Regions from separate parts of the Homo sapiens genome. Here region 2 is linked to region 1. Evidence: read pairs that join two places in POLR2A ChIA-PET (ENCODE). Cell type or tissue: OCI-LY7. All regions are shown on one strand. Links, peaks and the distances in the headings refer to the core of each region. The heading gives the core; the rest is flanking DNA. Region 1 overlaps CHIC2 (cysteine rich hydrophobic domain 2). Region 2 has its middle 85 kb from the start of CHIC2.

Region 1 (15,345 bases), core at 7,660-10,159:
ATATTTAATGTATTCTAAATGCATAAGGTAAAAATACATGGATTACAGAGGAAACCAATTATATAAAATATAGTTATCAAAATACTAGAAAACTTTAATGTGGTTTATAAATATGTTTATTAATGCATACAAAATGAGATAGCAACAAATCCATGATAATAATGATATGATAGGAAGAATCTGTGATTTCTTTAAGTGATGAAGGTGCAGGTCCTGTTCAGTCTATTGCAGTTAGTTGCATACATTCATAACCTAAGGAAATGTAATACATTTCAGTTAGTGGTTAAAAAGATGTATTTTCATTTCACTCACTTTCACAGATTCCCAGAATTCTGTCTAGGTACTGTATGTTAAGAACCCTCGATCGAGAGGCATGAGTATAAAAAATTGCCAGCCTGTGAACTTCTGTTTTCTTTCTTGTGATGTGAAATCCTCTTATGTGGTTAGAATGGTCTCAGACTCTAAGACAAATCAGGACCAAAGGCATACTTGATATGCAGCTCAGTGCTTTTACTTTCTTCACATTATTCACTGATTTGGAAAACTGCAGTTCTGTCTTGCCTTCAAAATCCATCCCCTCACGAGGTCAGGAGATCGAGACCATCCTGGCCAACATGGTGAAACCCCATCTCTACTAAAAATATAAAAATTAGCTGGCATGGTGGCACGTGCCTGTAATCCCAGCTACTCGGGAGGCTGAGGCAGAAGAATCGCTTGAACCAGGGAGTTGGAGGTTCCGTCTCAAAAAAAAAAAAAAATCTATCCCCAACTTAGTGCCCTCTTTTTATGACCTGATATTATTCCCAAGACCTTGTTTTTATTCTGTTCTATTATTATTATTCTTATTATGATTGAGACGGTGTTTTACTCTTGTCATCCAGGCTGGAGTGCAATGGCATGATCTCTACTCACAGCAACCTCCTCCTCCCAGGTTCAAGCAATTCTCCTGCCTCAGCCTCCTGAGTAGCTGGGATTACAGGCACCTGCAGCCACACCCAGCTAATTTTTTTTTTTTTTTTTTTTTTTTTGAGACAGAGTTTCACTTTTATCACCCAGGCTGGAGTGCAGTGGTGTGGTCTCTCAGCTCATCACAACCTACACCTCCCCGGTTCAAGTGATTCTCTTGCCTCAGCCTCCGGAGTAGCTGGAATTACAGGCTCCTGACACTATGCCCAGCTAATTTTTGTATTTTTAGTAGAGACGGGGTTTCACCATGTTTGCCAGGCTGGTCTTGAACTCCTGACCTCAGGTGATCTGCCCGCTTCGGCCTCCCAAAGTGCTGAGATTCAGGTGTGAGCCACCGTGCTCGGCTAATTTTTATATTTTTGGTAGAGACGGGGTTTCACCATTTTGGCCAGGCTGATCTTGAGCTCCTGACCTCTGGTGATCTGCCTGCCTCGGCCTCCCAAAGTGCTGGGATTACAGGCGTGAGCCACTGCGCCCAGCATGTTCTGTTATTTTGATTATTTTTTAGACCTTCCAAATTGCCTTTTTTCTTAACTACCTTTGCCTATTTTTGAAAATTGTTTTTTAATATACAGTAAAATTTTTATAAACAGTTCTGTGATTTTTGATAAACGCATAGAGTTTTGTAACCACCACCAGAATCAAGATACATAACAGTTTTCCATAAAAAACTTACTTGTGCTGTAGTAAGTTTTTTACTTACTACCTCTGTAGTTGAACCCTCGTCAACTCTTAAACCCTGGCAACCAGTGATCTGTTGTCTATCCCTACAATACTGTCTTTTCTAGAATATTATATAAATGGAGTAAAATAGTGTATATAACTTTTTGAGTCTGGCTTCTTTCATGTAGCTTAGTGCATTTGAGATTCATCTATTTTCTTTTATGTATTAATAGTTTATTCTTTTTTATTGTTGAGTAGTATTCCATTGTATGGATGTATCACAGTTTGTTTATCCATTTATCAGTTGAAGACACTGACTTTCCAGTTTTTGAATAAAGCTTGCCATAAACATTCACATGCATGTTTTTGTGTGAACACAAGTTTTCATTTTTAGGAAGGGGATTGCCGGGTTATATGGTAAGTGAATGTTTAATTTATAAAAAATCTCCAAACTGTTTTCCAAAGTGGGTGAACCATTTTGCATTCCAGCCAGCAATGCATGAGAGATCCAGTTGCTTAGCATCCTTGCAGGACTTGATATGGTTAGTTATAGAAATTATAGTCATTCTAAAAGATACATAGTAGCATCTCATTGTGGTTTTAATTTGCATTACCCTCATGAGTAATGATATTGAGCACCTTTTCATGTGCTTATTTGCCATTTGTACCTCTTTGTTAAAGTGTTCATTGAAATATTTTGCCTATTTAAAAATTGTTATTTCTTGTTGAGTTTTGAGAGTTCTTCATATAATTCTGAAAATAAGTCCCCTGGCAGATACGTGCTAATATATATTTGCAGTCTGTAGCTGTCTTTTCATTCTCCAACAATGTCTTCGGCGGAACAAAAGCTTTTGCTTTTGATGAATTCATCGCTTTAAAAAAAAATAGATTGTACTTTTGTGCTGTATCTAAGAATTTGCCTAAACCAAGGTCATGAAAATTTTCTCCTGTGATCTCTTTACTTTTAGGTGTGTGACCCATTTTGACTCAGGTTTTTATATGAGTGTGAGGTATGGGTGAAATTTTTTTTTTTTGCATATCACTTTCTAGGTTTTCCAGTACCATTTGTTGAGAAGACTATCCTTTTTCCCTTGAATTGCCATTGTACATTGTCAAAAATCAGTCAACAATACCTGTGTAGGTCTCTTTCCATACTCTATTCTGTTCTATTGATTTGTATGTCTATCTTGATTAAATATCATAATGTCTAGTTTACTGTAGCTTTTTTTTCTTTTTTAATTAAAAAGGAGACAGGGTCTTGCTGTGTTGCCCAGGTTGGTCTCGAACTCCTGGGCTCAAGCGATTCTCTCATCTCGGCCTCCCAAAGTGCTGGAATTACAGATGTGAGCCACTGTGTCCAGCCTACTGTAGCTTTATAGTAAGTTTTGAAATCAGGTATATTGAGCCTTTCAATTTTTTTCTTATTTTTCAAGATTGTTTTGGCTGTTCTAATTTCTTTACCTTTCTTTATAAATTTTAGAATTAGCTTGTCAAATATCTATAAGAAACACTGGTATTTGATTGGAATTACATTCAATTTACAGATGAATTGGAGAGAATTGACATCTTAACAATATTAAGTCCTCTAAACCAAGAACATGACATAGTCTCCATGTATTTAGGTCTTTGACGTTTTTTTTGTTAGAGCTTTGTAGTTTTTTGCGTAGCATATAGATTATGCTCATGTTTTATTAGCTTTATACATAAGTATTTCTTTGGGTTTGGCGCTATTGTAAATGGTATTGTTTTTTAAATTTTGATTTCCAGTTGTTCACTGCTAGTACATAAAATACAGTTGATTTTTGCATATTAACGTCATGTCCTTCAACCTTGCCAAATTCACTTATTAAATTCCAGGAACTTTTTTGTAGATTCCTTGGGATTTTCTACAGAGATAACTATGTTGTCAGAAAATAATGACAGTTTTATTCCCAATCTGTGTACTTTTTCTTTTCCTTCTCTTTTTCACAGTGTAGGAGTTCTAATAAAATGCTGAATAGGAGTGATGAGAGCAAACTCCTTGCTTTATTCTTGATTTTCTGTGTTGTTTTTCTGTTTTCACTTCCATTGATTTTTTGTTTTTATTATTTCTTCTCCTTGCTTTGGATATAATTTACTCTTGTTTTTTAGTTTCTTAAGGTAGAAGTCATTGATTTGTCTTTTCTTTTTTTCTTGTATAAGCATTTAATGCTCTTTCCCTCTAAAGCACTGTTTTGACTATATCCTACACATTTTTATATAGTATTTTTGTTTTCTTTTGGTTCAAAGTATTTGTGATTTTCTCTCTGAGTCATGGATTATCAAGAAGTTTGTTTAACCTCCAAATATTTGGAGATTTACCAGAAACTCTTCTGTTACTGATTTCTAGTTTAATTTTATTACTGTTAAAGCATATACTTGGTGTGATATCAGTTCTTTTAAATGTGTTTTATTTTACAGCCTTGAATACAGTGTATTTTGGTAATGGCATGTTCAAAACTTTTATTTATATTTTACTAGCTTTATTGAAGTGTCAGTGACATACAATAAACTACACATACTTAAAGTATATTATTTGATGAGTTTTGATACACTTGTGTGCATCAAGATAGTGAACATACTCATCATTTCCAGAAACTTCCCTGTGCAAGTGCTGATCTGCTTTCTGGCACTATAGATTAATTTGCTTTTTCTAGAGTTTTATCTAAATGAAATCATACAATGTGCATTCTTTTTTGTCTTCTTGTTTTATTTTTTATTTATTTATTTTTGAGATAGGGTCTCATTCTGTCACTGAGGCTGGAGTTCAGTGGCATGATCATGGCTCACTACAGCCTTCCCAGACTTCCCAGGCTCCACTCATCCTCCTACCTCGGCCTCCCAAGTAGCTTGGGCCACAGGTGCGCATCACCACTCCTGGCTAATTTTTGTATTTTTGGTAGAGACAGGGTTTCATCTCTCAAACTCCTGAGCTCAAGCAGTCCACCCGCCTCAGCCTCCCAAAGTGCTGGGATTACAGGTGTGAGCCTCCGTGCTTGGCCAGCCCCTTTTTCTTTTACTTACTATGATTTTGAGATTCAACAATGTTGTTGCATCAGTAGTTCATTCCCTTTTATTGCTGAATAATGTTTATTATATGGATATGCCACATTTGTTTATCTATTTACCTGCTGATGGACATTTTGGTCTGTATAAATAAAGCTGCTGTGAATATTCTTGTTCAGGTCTTTTTGGGGACATACACTTTTTTTTTTTTTGAGTAAAAATTCCTGAGTGGAATGCCTTGGTCATATGTCAGTGTATGTTTAGCTTCCTTTCCTTTCTTTTTTTTTGTGGTTGTGGGACAATCCATGGAAATGCATTTAAGGAACTGAGAAACTGCCAAAAGTGGAGGTACTATTATTTTATGATCTCATGGTACTGTAGGATAGATTCTGTTCTGCTACATACTTGTCAACATTTAGTATAGTCTTTTAAAGAGTTGGGGTATGTGTCCCCTCTAAATCTCATGTTGAAATGTAATCCCCAGTGTTGGAGGTAGGGCCTCGTGGAAGGTGATTGGATCATGGGGGCAGATAACTTCACAGGTTGGTGCTGAGTTCTCTCAAGATCCGGTTTTTTAAAAGTGTGTGGCACCTCCCCCAACCCCGTTGCTCCTGCTCTGCCATATGAGATGCCTGCTGCCTTTCATCTTCCACCATTATTATAAGCTCCCTGAGTACTCCCCAGAAGCTGAGCAGATGCCAGTGCCATGCTTCTTGTACAGCTTGTCCAATAAAACCTCTTCATTATAAATTATCTAGTCTCAGGAATTTCTTTATAGCAATGCAAGAACAGCCTAACGAGATTTTAGTACCACTGTCTTGATAACTGATAGAACTAGTAGACAGAAAATCCCTACAGATGTCAGCCAACTTAACCTAATTGACATTTATAAAACACTCTAACCAACAATAGGCAAATACACATTCTTTTCAAGTACATACAGATCACTGAGATAGTTCTTATTCAAAGTAATTAAACAAGTCTTAATAAATTTAAAGGGATTCAAAACATACAAAGTGGGTTATCTGACCACAATAAAATTAAATTAAAAATCAGTAAATGAAAAATCGCTAGAAAATTCCCAAATATTTGAAAGCTAAATAAAATGCTTCTAAATAACTCATTGGTCAAAGAAATCAAAAGGGAAATTTAAAAGCAGAATGAATTAAATGAAGATTAAAACACAAAATGTCAAAATTTGTGTCATACTACTAAAGCAGTGTTCAAGGAAGGAAATTTATACCACTGAAAGTCTACACTAGAAAGCCTCAAATCCATGACCTCTGTTTTCATCTTAAGAAATTAGAAAAACAAGAGCAAATTAAATCCAAAGTAAGGAGGGGGAAAAAAATAATGGTCAGACTGAAACCTATGAAATATAAAGCATAAAATCAATAGAAATAATCAAACCTTTGAGAAGATCAATAAAATTAATAAATCTCTAGCCAGAGTGGGGAAAAGAGAAAGAAAGAGATAAATTAAGTTTCAGGAATGAAACAGGTGATGAGACTAAGAGGTTTTAAAGATAGTAAAAGAATGATTAATGAATACTATAAACTGTATGCCTGTAATTCAACACCTTAAAGTGGACAAATTCCTTGAAAAACAAAAACTGTAAAGCTTAACCAAGATAAAATAGATGACTTGAAAAGTCCCATATCAATTAAGTAAATTGAATTTGTAATTTAAAAACTTCCAACAAAGAAAATTCCAGGCCCAGATGCCTTTACTGGTGTATTCTTACAAAATTTAAGGAAGAAGTAATGCCTATTCTACACAAACTCTTCTAGAAAATCAAGAGAAAAGAACCCTTCCCAGCTCACTTTATGAGGCCATCGTTACCCTGAGGCCAAAACCAGACAGAGATATTCTAAAAGAAAAGTCTACAGAAAAATGTTCCTCATGAACATAGATATAAAACTTCTAAACAGACGTTTAGCCTATCAAGTCCAACAAAAACATGAAAAGAAAGACACACATGGCCAAGTACATTGTCCTTCCCAGGAAGGTAAGTAAGGTTGGTTTAACATCCAAAAATGCAATGAATGTAACTCAACATATTTCTAAACTAAAAAGAAAAACCACACAACAATCTCTAAAGTGGCAGAAAAAGCATTTGACAAAATCCAGCATGTATACTTGATTAACACTCTCACAGCCTAATAGAATAAAACTTCCTCAAGCTGATAAAGGACATCTACAAAAACCCTACAATTAACATGACACTTAATAATGAAGGTCTGAATGCATTTCTTCTAAGATCAAGAACAAGCCAAGAGTATGTTCTCACTACTACTAATCAATGTTATTCTGGAGATTCTAGCCAGGGCAGTAAGGCAAGAAAAAGCAACAAGTATAGTAATAATACTGTCTTGATGGGCAGATGACATGTTTGTCTATGAAGAAAATTCAATAGAATCTTTAAAGAAACTCTTGAAACTAACAGGTGAGTTTAGCAAAGCTATACCCTATCAACAAAAAATAAAAAATTAAAATGAAAAACAATTTTTAAGTAGCATAAAAATGCTAGGTACTTACAGAGAAAGCTGAAAAAAACATATATAAGACACACTAAAATCTACAAAATACCACTCAGAAAAAAACTTAAAAGACTTAAGTAAGTGGGGGAAAATATTGGTTCTTGTGTCAGAAGAGGAAATACTTTTTTTTTTTTGAGACAGAGTTTTGCTCTTGTTGCCCAGGCTGAACTGGATTGGTGTGATCTCAGCTCACCACAACTTCTGCCTCCCAGGTTCAAGCGATTCTCCTGCCTTAGCCTCCCGAGTAGCTGGAATTACAGGTATGCACCACCATGCCTGGCTAATTTTGCATTTTTAGTAGAGATAGGGTTTCTTGATATTGGTCAGGCTGGTCTCGAACCCCCGACCTGAGGTGATCTGTCCACCTCAGCCTCCCAAAGTGTTGGGATTACAGGCATGAGCCACCGCGTCTGGCGAGGAAATACTTTTAAGTGGCCAATTTCTCCAAACTGATCCATAGATTTAGTGCAATCCAAACTAAATTCCCAGCAGGACTTTTTTTTTTTAGAAATTGACAGACTGATTCTAAAATTCATATGGAATACAGACAACCTACAAAAGCAAAACAACTCTGAAAAGGGAATACAAAGTTGGAGAACCAACGCTACCCAATTTCAAGACATAATTATAAAGCTACAATACTCAAAGTAGTGTGGTACTCGCATCAAGATAGACAAACAGATAAACAGAAGAGACAGAGCCAAAAAATAGACCCCTTTATGAACTGATTTCCACCAAAGGTGGAAAGGCAATTCAGTAAAGAAAGAACAGTCTTTTAAAGAGATGTAATTGGTAAAATTAAATGCCTATATATATTTTTAAAATCCTTCAATCTGTACATTAAACCGTATATTAATAGAAAGTTTAACTCAAAATGTAAAACCTAAACCTATAAAACTCTAGAAGAAAACATAGGAGAAAAATCCTTGTGACCTGGGCTTAGGAAGAATTACTAGGTATAACATTAGCAGCACAATCCCTAAAAGAACACCAGACAAATTGGACTCCATAAAAGTTAAAAATTTCCGTTTTTGAAAACTATTGGAGGATTTAAAGACAAACTACTGACTGGGAGAAATCTTTGCAAAGCAGATACTTTTGTCCAGAATATATAAAGAATTCTCAAAACTCAACAATAAGAAAACAATTCAAGAAACATTGAGCAAAAATTTAGAACAGACACCTCACCAAAAAAGATATGTAAATGAAAAATTAGCATTTTTTCAGATGCTCAACATCACTAACCATTAGGAAAAATGCAGATTAAAACCATAATGATAACATTACATACTTATTAGAAGGACTGAAATTAAAAAGACTATGTTAGTCTGTTCTTGCATTGCTATAAGGAAATACCTGAGACTGGATAATTTATAATGAAGAGGTTTAATTGGCTCATGGTTCTACAGGCTGTACAAGAAGCATGGCACTGGCATCTGCTCAGCTTCTGGGGAGGACTCAGCTTATAATCATGGTGGACGATGAAAAGGAGCAGGCATCTCATATGGCAGAGCAGGAGCAAGGGGGTTGGGAGAGGTGCCACACACTTTTAAAAAACCGGATCTTGAGAGAACTCAGCACCAACCTGTGAAGTTATCTGCCCCCATGATCCAATCACCTTCCACGAGGCCCCACCTCCAACACTGGGGATTACATTTCAACATGAGATTTAGAGGGGACACATACCCCAGCTCTTTAAAAGACTATACTAAATGTTGACAAGTATGTAGCAGAGCAGAATCTATCCTACAGTAGTGTGAGATCATAAAATAATAGTACTTCCACTTTTGGCAGTTTCTCAGTTCCTTAAATGCATTTCTATGGATTGACTATAATTTTGGGTTTGTGTATTTATTCATGCAGCTTATGCTGTATGTATTTTGGCACTCTGTAATTAGGTATATAAATTTTCAGGATTTTTGTGATTGACCTCTTTATCATTATAAAATTGACCTGTATTTTTCTCTGAAATTTACTTTGAACAAGACTCCGTCTGCAATCCCGGCACCTCGGGAGGCCGAGGCTGGCGGATCACTCGCGGTTAGGAGCTGGAGACCGGCCCGGCCAACACAGCGAAACCCCGTCTCCACCAAAAAAATACGAAAACCAGTCAGGCGTGGCGGCGCGCACCTGCAATCGCAGGCACTCGGCAGGCTGAGGCAGGAGAATCAGGCAGGGAGGTTGCAGTGAGCCGAGATGGCAGCAGTACAGTCCAGCTTCGGCTCGGCATCAGAGGGAGACCGTAGAGGGAGAGGGAGGGGGAGGGGGAGGGGGAGGGAGAGGATACACCAACTTCTTAACCTTGTTAGTTGTCTTATCTCCTTTATAAAAATGCTTTACTCTTTTAGATATGCTAACCAGAATTATGCCACTTTCTAAAAGTGGTCCCTATATGGATTTATTAAAAATATTGCATATTTTCATTTCCTTTGTGCTTTTATTTATATTTAAAATTGTATCAGGAAATCATTCATTTAGGAATAGGGAAGTGGCCTGTAACATGTGGTGGCTAGAACTTGCATTTTGGTGCTAGAACTAGCTGGATTGGACTGTGACACTTATCAAACCACTCACTCTAAACCCTTCTTTGTAGTGTTGTTTTAAGAATTAGAGCAAGTGGGCTGGGCACTGTGGCTCACTCCTGTAATCCCAGCACTTTGAGAGGCCGAGGCAAGTGGATTGCTTGAGACCAGGCGTTCAAGACCAGCCTGGCCAACATGGTGAAACCCCGTCTCTACTAAAAATACAAAAATTAGCTGGGCGTGGTGACACGTGCCTGTAATCCCAGCTACTCAGAAGGCTGAGACAGCAGAATCGCTTGAACCCAGGAGGTGGAGGTTGCAGTGAGCCGAGATGGCACCACTGTACTCCAGCCTAAGGCTACATAGTGAGACTCTGTCTCACAAAAAAAAAAAAAAAAAAAAAAAGCAAGTACATCTAGGCTACTTAATATAGTATTTTGCCCATAGTAGGTGCTTAGTTCAATGTAGTTACTGTTATTATCATTTTAGTATTATTATTCTCAGTGTTTGTCTTCTTAACTACTGTATCCTCAGTGCTGTCACAGTGCCTAGCATCTACTTGGTGTTCAATAAATATTTGTTGAATAAATGTATTCATCTGGCCTTTAAAATCCTGGCATTAGTAAGATCATAATGTTGCATAAGATATGGTGCTTACTAATAAGAAGAAGATTCCCTGATAAATAGAAGCATCTTGCCTTTTAGAATAAGTAATAGGAGCTCCTACTGCTGTAGGAGCAGTGTGATACAGTATAAAGGATAGTAAACCAATGTTTGAAGCTGGGTGACCTTGAGAGAGTTGCTTAAAACCTCTCTCAGCGTTAGGTTTTTTTTTTTTCCTTTCCTTTTAATCTGAGCAAAGGACAGGCCAGCTGATTTTTCACATATTTTCCAGTTCCAAAAATGTGTAATCGTCTGAAAATTGAGCTTTGTAGGTCTATAAACTATTTCTATTTCCATGCTTTAAAAAGAATCCAGGAGTGGTGGCATGCACCTGTAATCCCAGCTACACAAGAGGCTGAGGCAGGAGAATTGCTTTAACCTGGGAGGCGGAGGCAAAGGTTGCAGTGAGCCAAGATTGCGCCACTGCACTCCAGCCTAGACGACAGTGAGACTCCGTCTCAAAAAAAAAAAAAAATTCTCAATGTTAATTTTTATTTTAAAGCCTAAGAATTAGCATTTTAGGCCAGGTGCGGTGGCTCATTCCTGTAATCCCAGCACTTTGGGAGGCTGAGGCAGGAGAATCACTTGAACCTGGTAGGCAGAGGTTACAGTGAGCCGAGATCGTGCCATTGCACTCCAGCCTGGGCAACAAGAGCAAAACCTCATCTCAAAAAAAAAAAAAAAAAATTAGCATTTTAGTAAATATAAACATATATATATGTGTGTATATATATTTATATATTTTATAAATATAGATTTATACATTTATATATTGTATATGTGTGTGTGTGTGTGTGTATACATATATATATATATTTTTTTTTTTTTTTCTTTTGAGATAGGGACTCTCTTGCCCAGAGTGGAGTGCAGTGGCATGATCATGGCTCACTGCAGCCTGGACCTCCTGGGCTCAAGTGATTCTCCCACCTCACCCTCCCAAGTAGGCGGGACTGTAGGCACACACCACCATGCCTGGCCAATTTAAAACAAAACATTTTTGTAGAAATGAGGTCTCTCTGGGTTACCCCAGCTGGTCTTTAACTCCTGGGTTCAAGCAATCCTCCAGCCTCGGCCTCCCAAAGTGCTGGGATTACAGGCATGAGCCACCGCACCTGGCCATCATTGTAATAAATATTTTAATATAGGTTTCTTAGGTTTTTTCTTTTCTGAATTTTTTTAAAGATAATTGCTATTTAGTTTTTGAAACCTTTGCTAAGATGCCTGTATTTCTCTCATGTAAAGTATTTTGTATGCATACAAATAAATGGTAATCCAGTTCACTGTATTTTTTTTTAGTTGAGATTCTAGTTTACTTATGTTTCTTCTGAATATCTTTGCTCTCAAGTTCAAGTTTAGTTATCCAATAATTGTGACTTACTCTGGTTAGGGGTATAGTAGTGTTGAGAATCTAAATGGGAGAAGTGAATAGTAAAGTTTTGTTTTTAAGTTAGAATGCAACTTTGTAAGACTTAAAGAAATTCAAAGGAAAGTGAACCTGGGGGAATCATAAGCAGAAAGCTAAGAATATTGGTATATGGGAGGAATATAAAATATCCTTATTCAGTTATACCGATGTATTAAAAATTATCCAAAACTTTCAGAACTGATTTACTCTGTGTTTGGGATTGACCATTTATAGTCAGTAACTCTGAGTCATAAAATGAGAAAGAAACATTTAGATGAAGAATCAGATAAAGAAAAATACCTCTAACAACATAATACAGATATTGCAACAAGGCAGAACAAATTTGAAATTATATTGAAATTCTAGTGAAGTGAGAATCCAAAGTAATTTCTAGTGAACAAGGAATGATGAATGAAATGTAGTCTTATAACTGCTGTTGTTATTGATTGAAGATGTGGAAAATCAATGCTATTTTTTTAGAATGCTATTCAATTTGCCTTATTTTGGTAAATATAACAAATATTCATGTGGTCAATAATGGTCTTAATCTTCATTACCCTATATTTCTTGTCTTTCATATGATTTTATTCCAGAGGTTTTTCAGGAACCTGATCTTTCTTGTGCAGAGGATGTTTATACTGTTCTAATGTACAGTGATAGACTTAGCAATATAAAATAGAACATAGAGAAATTTCTGTCCAGTAAATTTAGAGAAACAAACTTGAGTTATGGTTTGTATTTAAATCAGAAACATCTTTCTTTTACACTTAATAAAACCTTTCACATCATATTTGATATTTGACTTTTGTTTTTTTTTTTTTTTCTTTGAGATGGAGTCTCGCTCTGTCAGCAGGCTGGAGTGCGGTGGCGCGATGTTGGCTCACTGCAATCTCCACCTCCCCAGTTCGAGTGATTGTCCTGCCTCAGCCTCCAGAGTAGCTGGGGCTATAGGTGCACACCACCACGCCTGGCTAATTTTTTGTATTTTAGTAGAGACGGGGTTTCACCATGTTGGCCAGGATGGTCTTAATCTTCTGACCTCATGATCTGCCCACCTCGGCCCCCCAAAGTGCTGGGATTACAGGCGTGAGCCGCTGCGCCCAGTCGATGTTTGACTTTTGCACCTACTTAAATGTAATTTAAGATAGAAACACTTAGTTTATAATACCAGTTATTCCAAATGGCTAAATTCCTGATGTTTAACTTGAAAGATTTTGCTATAAAATGGAAAATATGTGTTGATATGCAATGAAATAATAGACTACAAGGAACAAATGAAGAGAAAGATAATTATTGTATACCGGCTATTAGCAAGGCACATTACATACATTCTCTTTTAATTTAATCTTCATAACACCCTATGTGGAAAATATCATGGTAACATCAGAAAGTTGAGTCCTTACTCACTCTTTACCAGTGATGGAGTTAATCAATTTACATGTACTGTATTCTTACAAAATTACAAATCAGATATTCAGATTATTTTAAGGATGAGAAAACTGAGGCTCAGAAGTCAAGTAACCTATTTGAGATCTCCCAGTTTATAAAGTTAAGCCAAACTAGAATTCCAATCTTACAGCTCAAAATTTCATGCTTTTCCTGCTATTTTAAAGAGCTACAAAAATCAAGCTATTTTTTATTATTAAAATTTGACTTTATACCTACCAGCAGAGAGAGAGGTTTTAGAGCTTTGGAAGGAATTTAAAAGATTTCATGAGTTAGGAAATTCAGGCCTATGGGTTATAATTTACCTAATTTGTCCAGTTGATTGATAAATGGTAACAATATCCAAGCATTATTATATTAACTTTTGCAGTACTTTAGTTGTTTAGCAGATTTTTCTTTGTAAGTATTTTTTCTTAATATTTAAATAAGTTTGTATTTCTTGAAGACACAAACAGTAAAGGAAAGAAACTGTAAAGCAGGTAAAGTGGGTATAGGAGAAAAATATACATTTTAAGCAGATTTTATACAAAGTTATAGTTGGACAACCAAGAGTTGATATATTGCCTTTGCTTCTGTTTTGCTTTTATAAAAACAAATGAAAATCAACATCCTGTCTTTGAAAAGTTATTTATTAGGTTCCTACTCCCTAGCAAATAAGTTTACATGACTTCTGGTAAAGTTATTTTTCTTCTAGTATTAGATCCTTTCTTGAAACTTGTGTATTTACTTTTAGAGAGATTGAGAATGACATGTAATGAGTGCATGTCCCATGCAGTAAAGATGGGACAGGAACTCTGAATGAAAGAACTGGGTTTTCTTTATCTAGCCCTAGGCATTTAATTTGTGGTTTCTTGCCCCTTCTTCACTATCTTCCCCATTATAAGATACAGAATAATGAAATAGGTTTGACCTTTTTGAAATCTTATTTCAGTCCCTTTACAAAAGGGGTCCTGCATAAAAGATTTCTCATAACTAGATGAATACATTTACTGCAGTTCCATTTTAAAGAATGCTTTGGCCTTGAAACTTAAACAGATTCTTATGTAAATTACTGCCATTATTATGAACACTAGTGACAATTTGTTTTTAATTAAAATTAAACCGCATTACTAAGTTTTCATCATAAAAGAGGATACTCATAAAAATGTAAACTTTGAGCCTTAAAAATGCAGAGGTAGCACTGTAAAGATATGCTAGAATGCTTAGAAAATGTGTTTTGTCAACAGCTGGCTGACATTCATTTCTCTGTAAATATTTAGAACATAGTATTGGTGTGGTGGTTTATAGAAGGATTTGCACCTATCTTCTGTGACCTGAGTTTTTAATATGAGATACTGTATTTTTCAATTCTAGGGTGTCCATTTGCTGTTTTTTAAAATAGATTCCAGTTTTCTTTTGAAATTCTTCGTTTTTTCATCCAGCTTTCTACTTTCTTTTCTTGAACACATTAATCATAGTTTTAGAGTAAGTTGATTATTCAAGGCCGATAGCCTTGTTAGTGGCTAAGAAAACTTGCATGTCATACATATGTTATTTGTCTCAGGATAATATCTGTAAAAAAGTTCGATTTACAAAAATTTTTCATTATAAAATCATGAATGGCCTTGAAATTAACAACAAATGTATGTAAAATATAATTGAAATGAAACCATTAAGATTTTAAAGTGAAAGGAAGAAGGGTGGATTTAGTGAAGTGACTGCATTAGTCAAGAAGAGAAAGGCATAAAAGTAGACAAGAAAGAGAAGTAAACAGATTAAAATGAAACTTAAAAGACAAAAACTGTCAGAGTTTGGCATACTAGGAAATAAAAAAGGTGAAGGGCAGAGGAGGAGGTGTATAAAGATTTATTATCTCTGTTTTCCAGCTTTGTTTAGTAGATGGATACTAGGGCCATTCCTTTATTCATCTCAGAATAATATCTGTAAAATATCCATAACATATCTGTAAAAAAGAAAAGTTCTTGACAAAAATTCTTTTTTTTTGAGACAGAGTCTCATTCTGTCACCCAGGCTGGAGTGCAGTGGCACACTCTTGGCTCACTGCAACCTCCACCTCCCGGGTTCAAGCAGTTTTCCTACCTCAGTCTCCCAAGTAGCTGGGGCTACAGGTGCACAC
Region 2 (15,345 bases), core at 6,878-9,377, 54 kb after region 1:
TACAAATATGCGAATCTATAAGAAAGGTGATATGGTACACATCAACGGAATGGATACTGTTCAAAAAGGAATGCCCCACAAGTGTTACCATGGCAAAACTGAAAGTCTACAGTGTTCCCCAGCATGCTGTTGGCATTGTTGTAAACAAGGGTAAGATTCTTGCCAAGAGAATTAATGTGCATATTGAGCACATTAAGCACTGTAAGAGCCGAGATAGCTTCCTGAAATGTGTGAAGGAAAATGATCAGAAAAAGAAAGAAGCCAAAGAGGAAGGTACCTGGGTTCAAGTGAAGCACCAGCCTGCTCCACCCAGAGAAGCGCACTTTGTGAAAGCTTGTGGGAAGGAGCCTGAGCTGCTGGAACCTATTCCCTGTGAATTCATGGCATCATAGGTGTTAATAAAATAAAATAAAATAAAATAAAATAAAATAAAATAAAATAAAATAAAAGACCTCTGGCTGTAAAACAAAACAAAACAAAAAAATCAAAAAACAACAAAAAAGAAAGCAGTGGAGTGCATTTGTAGATTTGGTACATTAATGTGCCAGGCCCTCCATCCCACTTCTCTGAAAGCCTCTCTCCTGTGTGTGAGAGGGAAGGCATGGGGCAAGAAGGGGAAGGTCTTCCTTAAATAGCTGGTGGTAACATTGTCCTCAGCTCACCAAGAGAACTCTCTGAACAATGTGACTCCTATTAGAAATGAGAACAAGTACCTATTGTTTAGGCTTAAACAACTCTAAGTGTTTCTTTTAGAGATAATTAATTTAATTAAAATGGTCCCTGAAGCCAAACTGAGCTTCATATTGAGCACTATACACATTCCTTCCAAATTCCAGTACAAAGCTATTCAGAAGTAGTAAACTATCAGTCATGTAGCTCACATTTACTTCCACTGGAATGGAGGCCCTAGCACAGGGGCTGGGATAGGAGGCTCTTCCTGAGCTGGAGGGAGTAGCATTAGTTCTGATGCAGTTAGAGAAAAGATGATTTTTCATCTGTGGATTTAGTTCCAAAAATGATGTGGGCATTTTTTCCTTCATGGTAGTTTCAAGAAGAGAAATTTGGTTTACTGACTGCATCCAAATCAACCATCTACAGGATACCCTCAGCATGTCGGTGCTCAATAAATGAATGAATCAGTGGATAAATGGCCAGGCGCAGTGGCTCACCCCTGTAATCCCAGCACTTTGGGAGGCCAAGTGACCTCAAGGCGGATCACTTGAGGTCAGGAGTTCTAGACCAGCCTGGCCAGCACTTTAGGAGGCTGAGGCAGGGGTGGATCACTTGAGGTCAAGAGTTTGAGACAAGCCTGGCCAACATAGTGAAAATCCGTCTCTACTAAAAATACAAAAATTAGCCAGGCATGATGGTGCACTGCTGTAATCCCAGCTACTCAGGAGACTGAGGCAGAGGTTGCAGTGAGCTGAGGTCGTGCCACTGCACACAGCCTGGGCAACAGAGTGAGACTCTGTCTCAAAAAAAAAAAAAAAAAAAAGATACATGAATGAAACCAACCTCTTTGGCCTAGAATAGATGAGCTTTTGGACCTGTTATCTTCTGGAGTCAGGAAGTAAATTGAGTAGAATTTGATGTTAGATCAAAACTACCAAGCTGTCATGTACCCCAAGAGGACACAATAAACTTCTGTGGCATTTGATGATGGTTTATTGACGGTAGATGCAGTTCAACATGTTTATTCCAAACCTTGAGGCAAGCGCACTGTAGGGAGGCCACATGGCCTGGCCATTTAGCAAGTAGACTGTGGAATCAGGAAGACTGGGCTCCTGGCTGTCTCCCTTTCTTGTAACTTGACCATGGGCCTATTTTTAAAACTTAGTCTGTTTCTTCATATATAAAATAAAGATAATATAAAACCTAACACATTAGATTTTTGTGAAATTTAAACTATGACATTCATTCTGCATGGACTGAATGCCTACTATGTGTCAGGCATTGTTCCAGGTGTTTGGGATATGTCAGTGAACAGAATACAGATCCTTTGTGGCATGTACAGTCTAGTGAGGGGAGGGGGATGGGAAGCAAATAAAACACCATAACCATAAGAAAATATATTAATATGTTAGAAGTTCTGTGTGCTAAGAAAATAGCAGTGCAGGGTAAGGGTTCCAAAGACAGGGTTGGGGGATATGGGAGGCTGGTAGTGGGTTACAATTTTGTATAGGGGAGACAGGGTAGCCTCCATTGAGAAGATAACATGAGCAAAGATGTGAAGCTGGTGAGGGAGTAAGCCATGTGGATATCTAGAGGCAGCAGATTCAAGGCAAAGGGAAGAGCCATTACAAAGGCCAGAGGACAGGAGTATGTCAGGCATGTTTGACAGCAAAGATCAAAGAAGACAGAGTGGTTGGAGAGGCAGAAGTGAAGTAACTGCAGATCAGGTTGTATAGGACCTTGAGGCTATTGTCAGAGCTTGGTGTGAAATGGGGGAGCCCGTCTAACTAATCATTTAACAGATTGCTGATGTGGGTGGGTGGCTATGGGAGGTTTGTGTTGTTGATCTAACTCTGTGAATGATTGGGTGAAAATTGACGATGCAGGAAAGAGGAGAATGTGCTTGAGTATGAGAGGGGTTGGTGCCAGGGACTCATGGGGAGTTTTCATAGGGACTAGGCAGGAAGGCTGAGAGTGTGGGTACAGTGACTGGTAGGAGAGTATGTGGTTGTGGGAGTCTGTGGAGGTTTTCTTCTGCTTCTCTCACTTTTCTTAGAGAAATAGGTAGCATAGTAATCACCTAAGAGTAAGTGGGGAAAGGAGTATTCTTGAGGGGAAGAAGGAAGTATGAGCTTGTTCTCTAGGAGAACAGGAGAGTGAATGGATGAGGGGAACCTCATCCTGCTGTGAACCTCATGCCTGGCTATGAATGCCAGGCAGCATTAAGGGCCCAGTTAAGGGTTAATGACTATGAACTCAAAACGAGATCAGTCAGCATGGTTTTCACCAGACATATTCAACCATTCCAGTGCAGGGAAAGAGGTGGGTTTCACTAGGGTTGTGTTTTGCTAAACAAATAAGTCAAAGCCAGAGAAGGGCAAGGGATTTGAGGGATTCTGAAGTGAGTATTTACAGCATAATAATTGACCAAAGCATTTAAGTCAGGTAATTATAAAGAGAAGATAGGACCTCAAGTGTGAAGTGGGAGAAGGACCAATGGTGGAGAGACCCTTGGTTTAAAAGGTTTGGAATTGGGGTAATAGAATTAGTGAGCTGGAAAGATAGCAGGTGAGGTCAGAGTGGAATGTGTCAAATCAAAGTTATGAAAATGCATCTAAAATTGTAGGACAATATGTGGTGCAAAGCAAATGCCCAGTAATTAATGACTATTATTAGGGATTCATAAAACTTGTTATCCAGAACCCTTGAGACCAGATTTGTTTTGTAACTTAGAATTCTTCAGACTGTAGAAAAGCTTCATGGTGTATATACACCTCCATGGAGGTCCTGGAAAGTTTTCTGTAATCCAGCACATCAGCGTGTCTTCAGGAAAATGTATGAATATTCATATTAAGTAGGATGGATAGCCTCATGTTGGTGTAGGGCACGTTTTGCTGTATAAGTTAGGCACTAAATTTTTAAAAAACAAAACTTTGGATTTTAAGATTTCGACTTTGAGATTTCAGAATTGCAACAAAAAAAGATGAACCTGTACTGACATTTTCACTAAGCATCGTGAACTTAGGGGAAATACTTCATCTCTCTAGAGGACTTTGAGTTTGGAAATTTCTGAACTACTTCCCTGCTCAACATTTTATGATTCCTTGATACCCTTCACTGGACTCAATTCCCCATAAGACAACTGAATAAAGAGGTTGGGCATCCTTAATATGAAAACCCCAAATCCAAAATGCTTGAAAATCTGAAACTTTTTGAGTGCTGACATGACACCACAAGTGGAAAACTTCACAGCTGACCTCACGTGATGAGTCGAAGTCAAAACACAGATGCACAACACACAATTCCTTCAGTGTCCCCGAGCAAAGAAACACCCTCCCAGGCCCTTTAATTGTGATGTATATTTTCTAGGCATGCCCAGATTCCTTCATGCAAGCACACCCACAAAAGGTAATAACATGGCATGTGTGCAGGCCAGATATGCAAACAGCAGGTTCCCCATGATGCCCTACATGGGACCAAGACCCACGTGCATTACTTACTTTATTTTTGCTTACTCTCTGTAAAGATATTGTTGAAAATACCAAAAAGCCCTACAGATACCCCTATGGGTAACAGTGGTAAGAGAAAGAGGAAGAATATTTATCTATAGCACAGAGAGTCAAGCTATTGGACAAACTGGACAGTGGTATAAGTGTGAATCATCTTACAGCAGTGTGGTGTTAGAATGACCACCCTGTATGACATGAAGAAACAGGACTGTTGAAGTTCTATGCTGAAAGTGATGAATAGAAGTTAATTAAAAATAGAAAAACACTGCATAAAGCTAAAAATAAAGACCTCAATCATGTATTGAAAGAGTGGGTTGTCAGTGTTGCAGTGAACAAACACATGCCACTTCATAGTATGTAGATCATGAAACAAGCAAAGATCTGTCACGATGAATTGAAAAGTGAAGAGAACTATGATTAGTCAATAGGCTGGTTGCAGAAATTTAGGAATAGATATGGCATTAAATTTTTAAAGATTTGTGGTGATAAAACTTCTGCTGATCGTGAAGCAGCGGAGCAATTCATTGATGAGTTTGCCAGCATCAGCTGGATGCAGTGGCGCATGCCTGTAATCCCACCTCTTTGGGAGGGTGAGGCAGGAGGATTGCTTGAGCCCAGGAGTTTGAGACCAGCCTGGGCAAAATAGGGTGACCCAATTGCTACAAATCTTTTTAAAAAAAATTAGCTGGGTGGTGGTTCATGCCTGTAGTCCTAGATACTCCAGAAGCTGAGGCTGAAGGACCACTTGAGCCCAGGAATTTGAGGCTACGGTGGGCTCTGATCATGCCACTGCACTGCACTCCTACCTGGATGACAGAGTGAGACCCTGTCTCTTAAAAAATAAAAAACAAAATAAAATAAAACACATAAAAGTGTATCAGTTTGACAAGGTCATTGCTGATGAGTCTTATCCCAGAAAAAGTCTATAATGCTGATGAAACATCTCTGTTTTGGCATTATTACCCCAGAAAGACTCTGACTACAGCTGATGAGGCAGCTCCTGTAGGAATTCAGGATACTAAGGATAGAATAACTGTGCTGGGATGTGCTAATGCAACAGCCACACAGAGTGTAAACTTGCTGTGATAGGCAAAAGCATGCATACTTGATGTTTACAAGGAGTGAATTTCTTAACTAGTCCATTATTATGCCAACAAAAAGGCATGGATCACCAAGGACATTTTTTTCTGGCAGTTTCTCAAATATTTTGTACCAGTGGTTCATGCACACTGCAGAAAAGCTGAACCGGATGTCCACTCCAAGATCTTGTTATTCCTTGACAACTGTTCTGCTCATCCTTCACCTGAGATCCTCAGCAGAAATGTTTATGTCATATACTTTCTCACAAAGATAACTTTATTAATTTAGCCATATGACCATGCTATCCTTAGATCAATAAACTTTTTGAACAGCATGCTAGCAATAGTGAACAGAGGCGTGGCTGTGGAAAGTTTTCAAAAGGAGTTTAGCCTGAAGGATACTATATATGCTATTGCCAGTGCTTGGAACACAATGACTAAACACATGGTTGGGCATGTCTGGCACAACTTCTGGCCTGCAACTGTGTTCAGTGATGATGACGAGCAAGGTGACAAGTTTGAATGATTCTGTATGTCAAGTGAGAAAAAAAATGATGTCTGGCCTTCTTACATATGCAAAAAATATACCTTTGGAGTCCATTAGTGAAGCTGGAAGAAGTTTTTTTACTTTCTTCTTATATTAAAGAAGTTTTTTCGTTTTGGGGGTTTATTTATTTATTTATTTATTTATTTTGAGACAGAGTCTTGCTCTGTCTCCCAGGCTGGAGTGCAGTGGCTCGATCTCAGCTCATTGCAAACTCCACCTCCCAGGTTCAAGGGACTCCCCCTGCCTCAGCCTCCCAAGTAGCTGGGACTGCAGGCACCCGCCACCATGCCTGGCTATTTTTTGTGTTTTTAGTAGAGATGGGGTTTCACAGTATTGGCCAGGCTGGTCTCAAACTCCTGACCTTGTGATCTGCCCGCCTCAGCATCTCAAAGTGCTGGGATTACAGGCATGAGCCACCACGCCCTGCCATTTTTGGGGTTTTTGAGATGGAGTCTTGCTCAGTTGCCCAGGCTGATCTTGGCTCACTGCAACCTCTGCCTCTCTGGCTCAAGCCATTCTCGTGGCTCAGCCTCCCAAGTAGCTGGGACTACAGGTGCATGCCACCATGCCCGGTTAATTTTTTTGTGTGTGTTTTTAATAGATATGGGGTTTCACCATGTTGGCCAGGCTGGTCTCAAACTCCTGACCTCAAGTGATCCTCCCACCTCGGCTTCCCAAAGTGCTGGGATTACAGGTGTGAGCCACCATGCCCGGCCTATTGAAGAAGTTTTGTTTTGTTTTTGACACAGGGTCACACTCTGTTGCCCAGGCTGCAGTGCAGTGGTGTGATCATGGCTCACAACAGCAGCAACCTCCTGGGCTCAAGGGATTCTCCCACCTGAGCCTCCCAAGTATCTGGGACTACAGGTGCGCGCCACTACACCTAGGTAATTTTTGTATTTTTGGCAAAGATGGGGTTTCTCCATATTGCCCAGGCTGGTCTCGAAGTCCTAGGCTCAAGCAATCCGCCTGCCTCAGCCTCCCGAAGTGCTGAGAAGACAGGCGTGAACCACCATGCCCAGCCTGAAGAAATTTTTGACATCGATAATGAGGCTCCAGTTGTTCATTCACCACCTGATGGTAGAATAACCAAAATGGTTCTGAATCAAGGTAATTGTCATAATAGTCATAAATTTGATTTTGTTAACACTACAGAAAAAGTGCCTATAGACAACATGGTGAAAATGTGTGATGGGCTTATTGAAGGACTAGAGCAGTGTGCATTCATTCAAGAACGAGAAATCATGACAGTTTACAAAATCAAAGAGACTTCTGAGACAGCAACCGTTGTTAATGAGGCAGAAGAGTCTAGAGGAAACATTTTTAAAAGCCATTCAGCAGAATGCCTCCTAGTCCCTAGAAGACCCACTTCCTGGTCCTTCGACTTCTTCTGATGTTTCTTCTCACCTAAAAATATAAAACACAGTGGACAGTAACCTTTTAATCACAACACAGCATCATAGGTGGAGGCTGAAAGCCTGCTGTTATTCGTTGCTACCGTTGTTTAGCAGCTGATGCAGGTGTTCTAGTGAAGCTACTGTGCTGCTGAGTTATCCTGAACATACTATTTTTTAACTGTATTAATGGGATGTTGTTTTTTTACTGTTAAGTACTTATGTGTGAATAAGTGAAAATGATTGTTAATTTGTAGCATATAAATTCAAAGTCAGGAATGAGGATGATGTCAAACAACCACAGATTGTCCACATGAGTGGCTGAGATAATGACACCTTTGCCATCTGACGATTCAGTGTACACAACTTTGTTTCATGCGCATTATTAAAATAGTGTATTAAATGAGCTTCAGGCTGTGTGAATAAGGTATATACAAAACATAAGTGCACTTTGTGTTTAGTCTTGGGTCTCATATCTCATTATGTATATGCAAATGTTTCAAAATCCCCCAAAATCCCAAATCCAAAACTCTTCTGATCCTATGTATTTAGGAAAAGGGATACTCAAATTGTGTTAATAAATGAGCTTATTTTGATTGATTATTATAGTCCTGTTTAAACCGATACTAACAAAAGAATTTGGAAACTTCCTTTTTCATATTCAAAGCTAACAAAAAACATAAGTCAGTCACAGGTAATTCAGCATCTATCAAATTTGGTGAAACCTTGGAGGTGAGATAAATTACAAGAAGGTCAGGCTAACTTAATACAACTTAATACAAAGTTAAAAGGAAAGGGCTTTTAAAAAGCTGCATTGTGTAATTAAATTCAAATTTATTTTTATAGTGGCTGTTTCCTGGTAGATGTTAAGCCACAACTTGTTTTGATGACTAGATGAGGTTGATTTTTAATTTTATGCATAATATAATTTGCATTTAGTGTGCTTACAAAATGCTGAAAAAAAAGTGTCCTTGAAGTAGATTAGGTACATCTGCTTTTGGTTGCTCTATTAGTTATCTCAGCAAATTATTTCTTTGTAGATGCAGCAAAGGTAAATGTCAGCAAAGCTTTGTCCAATTATCACATATTCCTCAGGGAAGCTTTCCACTATGGAATTCACTTTCTAAAAGTAAGCACAATTGTAAAAGATGGAGCAAAATCTCAAATACTAAGAAATAGGATGTTTTGCATATCTCAAATTACCATTGCCACTTGAATTAATGACTTGTTCTTCAAATTATTTTACACAATGGCTTTTCTCTTTCAGGATGTTCTCTTACCACCCTTTCCTTCCTTTTTGCCTGGCTAACTGTTATTTATTCTTTAATATCCACCTTAGGTGATAACTTCTTAGGGAAGCCTTTCCTGTTCCCACCCCAATCCCATTCCCAAAACAAGAGTGGGTGCCTTCCTAAATGCTCAGAGGAATACTGTGTTCCCCCATTGTAGTAGCCATACCTGTAGTGCCCAACAGCTTGTCTCCATCTCTCACTGGGCCATCTCGAGGGGAGGGACCCTGTCTGTCTCACACCACATTGCTTCTCTGGATCCTATCTGTGTTAGACTAATTAAAGATGAAGTTTATCATTCCAGAAGTAGGCCTTTGCACTGCAAACCCAGGACTGGGTAAAACAAAGCAAGCTCTCATCCCTCTCCTTGTGAGGTCTAGAAGAAAAGGAAAAAGGTAGATTCTTGGCAGGAGAGAGAAGTTAAGAATGATAGTTTCTCGGACCGGGTGTGGTGGCTCACACCTGTAATCCCAGCACTTTGGGAGGCCGAGGCAGGCAGATCACCTAAGGTCAGTCAGGAGTTTGAGACCAGCCTGGGCAACATGGTGAAACCTCGTCTCTACTGAAAATACAAAAATTAGCCAGGTGTGATGGTTGGCACCTGTAATTCCAGCTACTCAGGAGACTGAAGCAGGAGAATCACTTGAACCCTTGTGGTGGAGGTTTTGAGCTGAGATCGCGCCATTGCACTCCAGCCTGGGCAACAAGAGCAAAACTCTGTCTCAAAAAAAAAAAAAAAAAAGAATGACAGTTTCTCACCATTCCAGGTACAGGCACGTGTGTTGATGTAGAGGAAGGTGGAGTGGTTCTTGTAGCTGATTGGTCCCTAGGGAAACTGAGTCCTTCATCTAGTCAGGGCTGAGACAGCACTTGTCTTAGAAGGACTTACCAGGTAAAAGGAGAAAAGGGATAAAAGATAAAGATTCTGTTTTCAAGGCATTCATTCGATAATACAATAAATATTCACAAGACACCTATGCCAAACAGTATGTGGTGGTATCTATCTGGAGAGCTCCAGGACATTCTCTTTCGAGGGGGGACTCCTGAAGCAAAGAATGTAGGGATTCAGATCAAATAAGTCACCTATCTAGCCCTATTTACAGAGTTACCTACAAGTATCATGTGTATCCCTGATCCTTTTTTTTTTGAGACAGAATCTTGCTCTGTCACCCAGGCTGGAATGCAGTGGCACGATCTCAGCTCACTGCAATCTCCGCCTCCCAGCTTCAAGCAATTCTCTTGCCTCAGCCTCCCAAGTAGCTGGGACTACAGGTGTGTTCCACCACACCTGGTTAATTTTTGTATTTTTAGTAGAGACGGGGTTTCACCATGTTAGCCAGGCTGGTCTTGAACTCCTGACCTCAGGCAATCTGCCCGCCTTGGCCTCCCAAAATGCTGGGATTACAGGCATGAGCCACTGCGCCCCACCAATGTATCTCTGATTCTTAGGAAAGGGGTTGGGCTGCCAAGGCATATACTTTTCAAGATTGATCATTCACCTATGTACAGATAACTAAACACTAACCATACTGTTACATTGCAAACGTAACACTGGTTCCCAAACTCAAACTGCTGCATTACAAACAAATTGTTTCAGTCAGCGTTATATATGAAGCTCAAAGAGTTCAGCTAATTAGTTCAGGGGGCTGTGAGGTGACTAGAGAAAGGACATCCCATTATAAAATGGTATTTTCTTACGTGATCCAAGCCCTCAGAAGAGGATGTCCTGAGGTTTCCTACCTAGATGCTACCACATAGTGGTTTGGCATTGATGCTTGGTAAATATTTGTTGTATTATTGAATGAATACTTTGAAAATTGAATCTTTATCTTTTATCTTTTCCTCCATTTAACATTGTTCCCTGGGTTAAACTGGCAAGTATGCAGGTCACTGATAAATGCACAGCTGAGACTCCCTCTTTGGCTGAAGAATCCAGCCATGATCCCCATCAGCTATGACTATTATTTATGTGAATGAGGAAGCAGTGAAATAGTTTCTTTGCAGAGTAGCCTACAGCCTTGCTACTCAAAGTGTGATCCTTTGGCAAGTAGCGTCAGTATCACCTTGGGAGCCTATTTGAAATGAAGCATCTCAGGTCCTACCCCAGACCACCTAAAGCAGAATGTGCATTTTAACAAAATCGTTAGATGTGTAAGCACAGTACAATTTAAGAAACAGTCTCCTAGAGACCCCAAGCAGGATCAGAACATGAACCCCCACATACAGATTACCAGGCAGACAGCTCAAAAAAGGACACCTAGGGCAATCTTGAAGGAGGACTGGAGCCCAAAGATAAGAAAGGTAAGATAGTCAGCCCAAGGGTGGTGAAGGTGTTGGAGGCACAGAAAAATCAGAAGTGACATATGGATTATACCAGGTCTAGAGCTAGAACTCTGAAAGGAACAAGCAGGACCAAAATCAGTTATGGACCACGAGTTAGTGTATGATGGATCATGGCTTTGGGCTCAGAAGAGTTTTAGAGCTAGACTTCCTTATAATTCAAATCTTAGCTCAGTTGTATATTGTTCCATAATAAACCATCCTGTAACTTACTGGGTCAAAACAATAACTCTTTATTTTCCATAATGTGTAGGCAATTTAGGCAGGGCTCAGCCTAGGATGGCTCACCTGGGCTCACTCATATGTCCACAGTTAGCTTGCAAATAGGCTGAAGGATGGTTGGTCCCACATAGCTTCACTTGCCTCATATGTCTGGTTTGGCTGCCACAGTGGGATAACTGGGCCTCTATCTCTGTAAAGTCTCTCTTCCTCAAGGAGGTGAGCCTAATTTTGTTCATGAGATAGCAGTGTTCAAAAGGCAAGAGCAGAAGCTACCAGCCTTCTTGAGGTCAAAGTTTGGAAGTCTTTTCTGCTACATTCTATCAGTTAAAGCTACTCACAAGGCCAGCCTGGTGGGATGAGCTTCAAAGAAGTGTGGACATCTGCCACTCTGTCATGTACTAATGCTTTGACCTGAAACAAGTTACTTAACCTTTCTGAACCTCAGTTTTCTCTTCCTTTAACATGTGACAATGATACCTTTTTCGTAGGATTATATGAGATAAATACTTCTAGTGACAAACATGTAATCAGCACATAATAAATGGTCATTATTATTAACACATAGCTGAAGTTTGTGTTTACTATATGTATTAGTCTGTTCTCATGCTGCTAGTAAAAATGTGTCTGAGACTGGCAATTTATAAAGAAAATAAATTTAATTGACTCACAGTTCCCCAGGGCTGGGGAGGCCTCAAGAAGCTTACAATCATGGCGGAAGGGGAAACAAACATAACCTTCTTCACATGATGGCAGCAGGAGAAGTGCCGAGTGAGGGTGGGGAAAAGCCCCTTATAAAAACATCAGATCTCATGAGAACTCACTCGCTATCACGAGAACTGCATGGAGATAACTGCCCCCATGATTCAATTACCTCACACTGGTCCCTCCCACAACACATGGGGATTATGGGAACCACAATTTAAGATGAGGTTTGAATGGGGACACAGCCAAACTGTAGCACTATCCCAGTGTTCTCTCTATATAGCCTTCTTTTCAAATCTGCATACAGAGTACTTTTCAAGTGACTAAAGCATTAGATTCTCACTGGCAGGTTTGAAAAGGATTAGGAAAAGGACCTGGTGTGTGTGTGTGTGTGTGTGTGTGTGTCTCAGAGAGAGAGAGAATACTTGTGAAAAAATGAGCTGAGAAATCAAAACCACAATAAGATACCATCTCACAGCATCAGAATGGCTATTACTATTTTTATTATTATTTTTCTGAGTCAGGGTCTTACTCTCTCACACAGGCTGGAGTGCAGTGGCGCAATCTGGGCTCACTGCAGAGAATAGCTATTATTAAAAAGTCAGATAATAACAGATGCTGGTAAGGCTGTGAAGAAAAGGGAACACTTATACGTTGTTAGTGGGAATGTAAATTAATTCAACCACTGTGGAAAGAAGTTTGAAGATTTCACAAAGAACTTGAAACAGAGCTACAATTCAACCCAGCAATCCCATTACTGGGAATATACCCCAAAGAAAACAAATCATTCTACCAAAAAGACACATGCACTTGTATGTTATTACAGCTCTATTCACAACAGTAAAGACATGGAATCAACCTAGGTGCCCATCAGAAGTGGACTAGATAAAGAAAATGTGGTACATATACACCGGGGAATACTATGCAGCCTTTAAGAAGGAAAAATAATGTCCTCTGAAGGAACATGGATGCAGCTGGAGGCCATAATCTCAAGTAAATTAATTCAGGAACAGAAAACCAAATACCTCCTGTTCTCACTTATAACTGGGAGCTAAATACTGGGTACTCATGGACATAAAGATGGGAACAATAGGCACTGTGGACTACTGGAGGGAAGGGAGGGAGGGGAGTGTGTGTTTGAAAACTACCTATTGGGTACTACACTTAGTACCTGGGTGATGGGATCTGTACCGCAAACCACAACATCATGCAATGTACCCATTTAATAAACTGCACTTACACCCCCTGTATCTAAAAGGTGAAATTACAAAATAAATAAATAAAACGGTTAATTTCATGTTATGTGAATTTTACACCAATAATTTTTTTAAATTAAAAATATAAGCTGAGGACCAATGATTGACAAAAGAGACAGAAGGACTTTAGTGAAGGGAAACAAGATGTTTGCTTGCATAATTCATAGAATCGAGGTGCCAAGTTGACCCTACAGTTCACGTACCATCAACTATGCAGTCTTGCTATTCAATGTGTGGTCTGAGGACCAACAGATCAGGGTTGCCACAGGATTGTTCATAAGGAAGAGTCTTGGGCCCCAGGTCAGACCTACTGCATCAGATTCTGCACTTGAATGAAATCTCAGTGGTACATATGTACATTACAGTTTGAGAGGCAGTCTTTAAAGGAGAGCCCCTTTCCACACCTCACTTGATCTATTGTGTCTGAACTTGGGTCAATCCCTTTGGGAACAATCAAAGAGACTTACGTGTGAGATGGACCTAATGGGAAAAGGAAGAGAACATGTGTCAACCGTCTCTCATGTTGTGAGACTGGCTGGGTCATGTGAAGGGGACCAGCTTGGTTTGAGGCCATCAGTTACAGCAATGATGAGAGATATGCAGAATTTTATAGGGTATCATTTAGATATTTGTGAGTCAGAATGCAAGAATAAGAAAAACATTCAGGATGGAATCAAGCATAAATATTCTTTATCCTAGCGAATAAAGTGGTAAGCAAACTGGTGCAGGGTCTGGGTTGCCGATAGACTGGTAAGGTTGTATCTTGAAACCAGGTAAAACCAGTGATGTCTAAAGGGCATGGACTTGGAGTCACTTTTGCTATGGCAACTATAAAAAGAGTTCACTGTGTTGCAGGTCATTACCATGGAGAGAATCAAATCTTATGCCTCAGCTAAAAACCTCTGGCCAATATGAATGCTTGTTCCACTAAAGTAGTGACTTCCTTTTGTTTGGGGTGGTGTAGCTATTTTCTTAATCTGTCTTTTAATTTTGTTAAGGTTTAAAGTAGAGCGGTAGAGAAGTAAATCAAATCTATAGGGTTAGCATTTTTGTGTAAAGTCAGGAAGAGATTTTTATGATTTTGAGGATAATATGTATTTGTTTGGTATTTCAAATATTAGTAAGGGAGGTTTTCACCTTTTAGGGAATTATCCCAATTTAAAGAGTCTAATTTGTAATTTTTAATTGAAAGGCATAAGGAGGCCTTTAAAAACCTTTTTACTAAGGCTCTAAACCATTACTATAGTTACATTTTGCTAGAGTCATATATTTGAGAACATTTTGTTTGATAGAAGCATTTGAAGTGCTAAAAAAGGTCTGTATATTAAGTATGTAAATGCAGTTTGAAATTTTTAACAGGATTTAATTAACTCAATATGTAAATGAAAGTGTTTGGGAAAGTTAGTTCCTGCAGCTTTAGTTGACAGAGCTTTAATTTCCTTGAAACTGATGGTTAAACTCTACTCAATTTATAAATGGAGTAATAAGGTTTCTATGTTGAACTTCAAGGTTTAAGAAAACTAGGTTTTAGAATTAAAATGTGTTCCTTTAATTAATTTTATATTAATTAAAAAACCCAATGTATCTGCAAATAGTCTTCATTATGCCCTGAAGTTTCCATTAAGGCCACCAAAAATTGATATTGACATAAACAATTCAAATTGTTATCAGTATCTAGCAAGTTTAGAGAGATTTTAAAGCAAAGAACATTTTTTTAAGTGTGGGACACACCTCTTGTGCTAACATTTTCAAAGGCATAATCTTCAGGTTATTCCTGAAATACTCCTGCATATGATCTGTAAATAACTGGCCAACAGTCTCCACAAGTGGCCTCGCAGTCACTACCACCACCTGCTTACCTCCCAGAAACCCATCACAGGCAGAAGGGACAAGCCACCTGATAAACCAACAGGCTGAAGTTCCTCCAGGATGTCTGCCGATCCATGTATCAATTAGAGTCCCAACAATTTGTTCACTTTCCCCTCTCCAAAAGAGCCCAAGTCTATATTACAAATTGCAAATGGTCTGGAAATTCTATTTTTAAAAAGATGCTCAGTTTTCTGAGGATTTATTTTCTTTGAAGCATGAGGCTTCTTTCCTGATGATGGGGAGCCAGCCAGACACCTGAATAGAAGGAAGACTCAGGCTTCCATAGGCTGCCAAAAACTACCTCTCTTTCAGACGGAGGATTTTGCTTCTCTTAGCTCTTCTGGGGTCCTAAAAGGAGAAAAAAAGATTCACCACCAACCCTTCCTATAGAAATTGCTTTGCCCCTGAGAGCAGGATAATCCAGCTGGCTTAATAATAGAAGTCCCTGTGGAACTAGTCTACTGAT

Evidence for each region. ChIA-PET counts read pairs that join two places held together with the same protein. Peaks named below come from ENCODE experiments on the same cell type or tissue, not always from the same donor. Only the 100,000 strongest peaks of a DNase experiment are listed, where the experiment ranks them.
Region 2: POLR2A ChIA-PET joins it to region 1 with 5 read pairs; 4 of 35 experiments call an interaction of 5 or more read pairs at or near these places.

What each region holds. Positions count from the first base shown.
Region 1 is chr4:54,026,387-54,041,731 of GRCh38, reverse strand. The region is part of intron 3 of CHIC2 (cysteine rich hydrophobic domain 2); the gene reads left to right. Among named protein-coding and RNA genes, the nearest start is that of CHIC2, 31 kb to the left of the region's middle. In OCI-LY7, for the core only: no CTCF peak of the experiment used is centred there; DNase peaks (open chromatin) are centred at 8,981 and 9,721; H3K4me3 peaks cover 1,944 bases; H3K27ac peaks cover 2,500 bases.
Region 2 is chr4:53,971,631-53,986,975 of GRCh38, reverse strand. It overlaps the pseudogene RPL21P44. Among named protein-coding and RNA genes, the nearest start is that of CHIC2, 85 kb to the left of the region's middle. In OCI-LY7, for the core only: no CTCF peak of the experiment used is centred there; no DNase peak of the experiment used is centred there.